Linked DNA regions of Homo sapiens: region 1 is linked to region 2. Evidence: read pairs that join two places in POLR2A ChIA-PET (ENCODE). Cell type or tissue: B cell. All regions are shown on one strand. Links, peaks and the distances in the headings refer to the core of each region. The heading gives the core; the rest is flanking DNA. Region 1 overlaps MSI2 (musashi RNA binding protein 2). Region 2 overlaps CUEDC1 (CUE domain containing 1).

Region 1 (2,907 bases), core at 200-2,699, 450 kb after region 2:
AAATACATAATATAGTAGGAAAAAAAGACCTGCCCAAGGATAGGAAATTTCAACTATTGCTGATTATCTTTCATTATTCAAGCAAGCTTCCGCAGATGCTGCAAGGAGGCGGATGTTTAGGATGTATGGAAATATCATTTCCTCCTGGGACGAGGAGAAGGGAGCTGATGTTGTTATATACCAGTGAGCTTCCCCCTGGTTGTTTTCTCCAGTAATCTTAGTACCACCCTCTGGAGGAATGAGGCCAACTCTGGGACCAGCATGATCGTCGGGACAAATGAAGGTGGCTTGGCTGCTGCCCTGGGCTCCAAATGGGTCTTCCTCCTTCCAGCTCTCTCCTTCTAATCTCTCCCACACACATTTCCTGGGGTCCTATCATTGGCCTGGCACAGAGCTAGGCACTGGGAGGAACTCACCATCTAGTGACATGATGGACAGGCAGGCAAAAAGTAACCATAAAGCACCGGGCTGTGTGCACAGAGGGGGCACCAAGTACTATGAGAATAGAGGGAGGGAGACGCAACCCAATAGACCGGGTAGGGGAGGGAGGGAGCTGGCATGCGTGCAGATGTCTGTTGGCTGAGGGATGGCTATGGGAGTTCACAAAGGGAAAGTTCCAAGCAGAAGACACAGTCCCTTTAAAGAGACAAGAGAGAGGAAGTGCATCCAGTTTGGTGTGGTTAAAGCTGAGTGCGTGAGAAGGCAGAGGCATGGAGAGTGCACCTGCACCTGGGAGGACCTCATCAGCCTCACCAAGGAGCTCAGGCTTTCCTGGGGAGATGACAGGGCTGCTGCCAGGTATTGAGCAGGGGAAGAACATGGCCAGTGCAGCTTAAAACCATCCCTCTGGCAGCATGGAAAGGGTAGACCAGAGGAGGCCAAGGCTGAAGGTTAAGAGAAGAGTTTTGTCACTTGATGGATGAGTGATGAGGACACAGGGACCACATACAACTAGGGAGAGAGGCAAGCAGTTTTTTTGGGTGCAATAGAAAGACTGATAACTGGAGATGTGGGGACAGAAAAAAGAGAGGCACGGAGATGACAACTCCCAGGTACCACTAGGATGGAGCACACAGGGACAGAATCTGAACAGGCCACTCACCTGTGTGGAACACGTGACTGGCTCCCAACAGCGCAGGCAGAATTCCCAGCCTGGCATCAAAGCTGCTACTATCTTTGCGGTCTCATGAGCTGGCCCCACAGAGCACAGTACTGGTCTTCTCTCTCAGTGAGCCTCCTCCCTCACCCCGTGATCTGAAGTCCCCTGCACTTCCCACTTCTGTACTTCCCTTGCTCAGGGCCATATTGCCTGCCTCTGCCTGCTGAAATGTAACCTAGCCTGCAAGTGAAGCTCAGATGGCAGCTTTTCCCCTCCCTACTTGGCTGGGTTTTTTCTCTTTCTCTTTTACAATCCCAAAGCACTTTGCATGCACCCAGTACTTACTTGCCTTGTATTATGGTATCTGTCACTCTCTCACCCACTAGACTCTGTGATCCCTGCCAGTAAGGACATGGACAGCTTGGTTTATCTTTGCAGCCTTCGTGGAGCTTTGGACAAACGAAGTTCTCCGTGAGTCTGGCAATACACTAAAATAACCGAAACAACACTAAAAAGTCTAAGGAGTGCAGATAAAAGAGCTCTTTCAAACTGATTCTCCTTCCCACACTCAGGATGGACCGCCATTTGTATCCTCCCAGCTCGGAATTAACAAAGACTTCAGAATTTATTGTCTAAAAGGCAGTCTACCCAGAAGAAAAACAAGAAGCCTGACCACCAGTGAATAAGCTTTCCAAACACATACAAGGAAGATGAGTTTGACAAAGTGGGTAATATAAATCCCATATATTATTTGCATAAAACGAAAGGAAATCACTTTCAAGTTCTCTGCAAGAGAGAGGTTATATAAACACTATTTCTTTCATGATTCCAATGACCCAAACTATTTTCGGAGCCCCAGTTTGGCAGTAAGAAAGCCTTGTTTTTGCTGGGTTAGGTTTTTGTTTTGTTTTGCCCTTCCCTATAGAAAGGAGACTCAGCTCATTTGGATTAACTGAAGTGAAAAGAAAGCAATATCTCTGCTCTAATTCCACAAGGCTAGGAGAGAGCCCCTTGTAAATTCATTTCTGGTTCTCAGACAAACGCTTATGAACCTGTTGATTAGAGGGAGGGTATTGTCTGCATTTGCTAGGGGAAAAAATAACCCTGTGATGTTCCTCCTCCACCAACCAGGCAGCCAAAACACTGCTTCTACTCACGTGGGTGTTCAAAGTCAGAGAGCAATTTGCATGAGTGGAGAAAACTCATTTCAGAAGCTGTTATTCTGACACTGTATCCTTGGGAGGTGACTGAGGGAATGAGCCTGGTTGGCGAAACCGACCCCCTCCCTGCAGTACCCTAACGGCTTTCCCTGGAGAGGCAGAGAAGCTGGGTCTATTGCATTGGTGTGGTGTGGGCAGTCTTGGCCTGCAAGAGTGGAGTGGGCTCAGAACACAGGTGCAGATTTGTTCCTGAGGGCTTGCTTCACCTAGTGATGCCCTCCCCTCCACGGCCAGAGCAGGGGGTCACTGGCTCATCCTCAGCCTGAACTCCTGCTTCCTTCATCCCTTTGACACTCATAGTCTTTATGGCAACTTTTCTCAAAGCACATTCCAAGGAATACTAGTTCCATGGAACCACACTCCTGTGGTCAAATTAACCTCATCTGAGGAACTCAGCATGCAGATCAAGATTCAGGAAGCTCATCACTACATATCAAAGGCTCCGTGAAGGTCTGCAGGAAGGGAGCCCGTTGAACCCACATTTCCCCAACTGTTGAATCACGGGCCCTTTCTTTCCTGAGCAGCTCCATGTTTCGCAAGGAAGATGCATTAGGGAGATCAGTATTCCTTCCCTTCCATGCGTGGCTC
Region 2 (2,907 bases), core at 288-2,787:
ATCTACAAAAGTAGAGAGGTTAGTATAGTAACTTCCCTTTGCTGTTATGGAGAAGCCCTGGCTCCAGTTCTTCTGTGGCATACAGCAGACACCTTTGGGTGAATTAGAAGAAGGTGCTCTTCCTGTAGGTCACACAGCTTGGTAGGCAGAGTGTAGGCTGGATTTGAGCTCCATTTGCCCCTTTGGATGGGCACGTTGTAGTGAACAGCCTGCATAACTGTATATGGCAACCCTGTCTACCTAACTTTTATCTAGCTTTTGGCATAAAGAAAGGAGACTATACCCAGACACCAGTTCCTGACAGAATAATGACTTCTCTGCTCAGTCCTCTGCTATGTGGGATAGGGGGAGAAAAGCTCAGTCATGGGGGACTTTTCCAGTTAAAATGAAACAGGGAGATGATTCCCAGAGGAGACATTTCGGCTGCAGAGGAGGGTGGGGAAGATGAGTGGTGTCTTTTGCGGCTTCTGTTTTCCATCAGCCACCTGCTCTCTTGATGACTCCTCCTTGATGCCTTCTCCCATGTGTCTGCGCCCAGAGCAAGGGAAGCACTTGTCTACAGCCACACGGCTGGCAGGAGTAGAGTTGGTAGAGCCTTGGGTGTGAAAGCCTGGTGTGAACTCACTCTTGGCTGCCACCCTCCTGGAGTCACTAGGACAAGCTGTCTTTGCCTCCTGGCAGCTTAGCTTCTCTGGGGCTCAGGTTAGCCAGGGGCTGCGTGGGAGTTCTGCTTTGCACCTGTAGAACTGTTTCTTTTAGTCCCAAGTGGGGCTTATGAGTCACCAGATAGGGTGCTTCCTAAGGGTAGTTATTGTATTTTTTTAAAAACTACTGTGCCCTTGATTATACCCATGACAGCACCTGGCACTGTTGCTCCAGAAATATTTGTTAAACAGATGAATGTTAAACAAATGAATGCAGCATCCTGCTGAAGGGCCCAGGCTGAAAAATTCCTGTGCTTTAGTCAGGAGAGGCTGGATTATGCTGCAGGAATAATCAAATCCTGACATCCCAGGGGCTTGACACCATCTAGGTTTATTTTTTGCTCGTGGAAAGTCTTGTAGGTCAGGCAGTGCACCTCCATCTGTAGCCACATCATCTGGAATATAGGGCCTTCAAGGTTACTGCGGGAGGGGAGGAGAGAGATGGAGGAAACTGACACCTGTTACTTCCATTCACATTGTCCAGAGCTGGTCACATGGGGCCGACCTCACTGCAAGGAAGGCTGGCAAATGTAGAGGAGAGAAGAGCTGTCTTTGCCGATCTAAAGGAGAGGATTTTGAATTTCTTGTTTCCAGCTTCAGTCCATTGGAGTGCCTCTGGCTGAATCGCTTACTGTGCCACCATTTTTTTTTTTTTTTTTAAACACTGACAGAAATGGAATACCTGCCACTTCCTTTAATCCAGGGAAGGAGGCATGGGATGGCACTGAAGAAGAGTCACATGGCAGGGTTTTTAACGGCTCCTTTATTACATGTTGACTATATGATGTTGATTTAGTCACCTCTAGAGCCTCTTTCCTCATCTGTACAGGGAGGATAGTGATGCCAGCTTGTCTCTCAGTTCAGACTCTACTGAAGGCAAGTAACAGAAACCAGCTCGAGCTATTTGAAGCCATAGGGGAATTGAAGACTCAAAGGAGGAAGTGCCTGGTCTCCCAAGTGCCGGGGGTGTGTGGGGGTGTGGTGGGGGTGGCTGACGCAGCTGTTCTCAGTGAGTCTGCATGGTGCACCTGCAGGACGCCGCTGCTGCTGTGGATGTGCACCAGGTGGTATGGCCCCTCAGCTCCCAAATACACCCGTCCACTTTCCAGTAACCCTTAGTTACTGAATGGTGTCTGAGCCTTGATGTGAACTCCTGAGGAGAGAGTCTGATGGGCTTGTGTGGATCAGCTGTCTACCACTGGGCCAGTCAGCTGGGGCCAGGAGGGCATGATCACGCAGCACCAGGGGGTAGGAGCTTTCCCCTGTGAATGGGAGTAGAGGCGGTCCTCACAGGAGGGATATGAGCTGGCCAGACACGTCCAGAAGCTGTTCAGGTCAGGCGAAATGGTTCACGCCTGTAATGTCAGCACTCTGGGGGGCCAAGGTGGGAGGATCACTTGAGGTCAGGAGTTCGAGACCAGCCTGGGCAACATAGTGAGACCCTCTCCCCCCACCCACATCTCTACACATAATTTGAAAAATTAGCTGGGCGTGGTGATGTGTGCCTGTAGTCCCAGCTACTTGGGAGGCTGAGGTGGGAGGATCACCTGAGCCCAGGAGTTCAAGGCTGCGGTGAGCCGGGATTGTTCCACTGCACTCCAGTCTTCACCCAGACTGAGATCTCGTCTCAAAAAAATAAAAAGCTAGACCGGGCATGGTGGCTCATGCCTGCAATCCCAGCACTTTGGGGGGCCAAGGCAGGCAGATCACTTGAGGTCAGGAGTTCAAGATCAGCCTGGCCAACAAGGTGAAAGCCCGTCTCTACTAAAATACAAAAATTAGCCAGGCATGGTGTCACACTCCTGTAGTCCCAGCTACTCTGGAGGCTGAGGCAGGAGAATCGCTTGAACCCAGAAGGTGGAGGTTGCAGTGAGCCAGGATCATGCCATTGCACTCCTGCTTGGGTGACAGAGTGAGACTCCTTTTCAAAAAAAAAAAAAAAAAAAAAAAAAGGCTGGGCACGGTGGCTCGTGCCTGTAATCCCAGCATTTTGGAGGCTGAGGCAGGCAGATCACCTGAGGTCAGAAGTTCGAGACCAGCCTGACCAACATGGAAAAACCCCATCTCTACCAAAAATATAAAATTAGCCGGGCGTGGTGGCACATGCCTGTAATCCCAGCTACTCAGGAGGCTGAGGCAGGAGAATCGCTCGAACCCGGGAGGCAGAGGTTGCGCTGAGCTGAGATAGCGCCACTGCACTCCA

Evidence for each region. Peaks named below come from ENCODE experiments on the same cell type or tissue, not always from the same donor. Only the 100,000 strongest peaks of a DNase experiment are listed, where the experiment ranks them.
Region 1: POLR2A ChIA-PET joins it to region 2 with 5 read pairs; 3 of 35 experiments call an interaction of 5 or more read pairs at or near these places.

Annotation. Positions count from the first base shown.
Region 1 is chr17:57,485,485-57,488,391 of GRCh38, reverse strand. The region is part of intron 6 of MSI2 (musashi RNA binding protein 2); the gene reads right to left. Among named protein-coding and RNA genes, the nearest start is that of MSI2-AS1, 120 kb to the left of the region's middle. RefSeq lists enhancers at 2,370-2,429, 2,021-2,907. In B cell, for the core only: no CTCF peak of the experiment used is centred there; a DNase peak (open chromatin) is centred at 1,271; H3K4me3 peaks cover 330 bases.
Region 2 is chr17:57,938,710-57,941,616 of GRCh38, reverse strand. The region is part of intron 1 of CUEDC1 (CUE domain containing 1); the gene reads left to right. Among named protein-coding and RNA genes, the nearest start is that of CUEDC1, 15 kb to the left of the region's middle. RefSeq lists enhancers at 1-45, 266-325. In B cell, for the core only: no CTCF peak of the experiment used is centred there; DNase peaks (open chromatin) are centred at 714 and 1,686; H3K4me3 peaks cover 276 bases; H3K27me3 peaks cover 1,541 bases.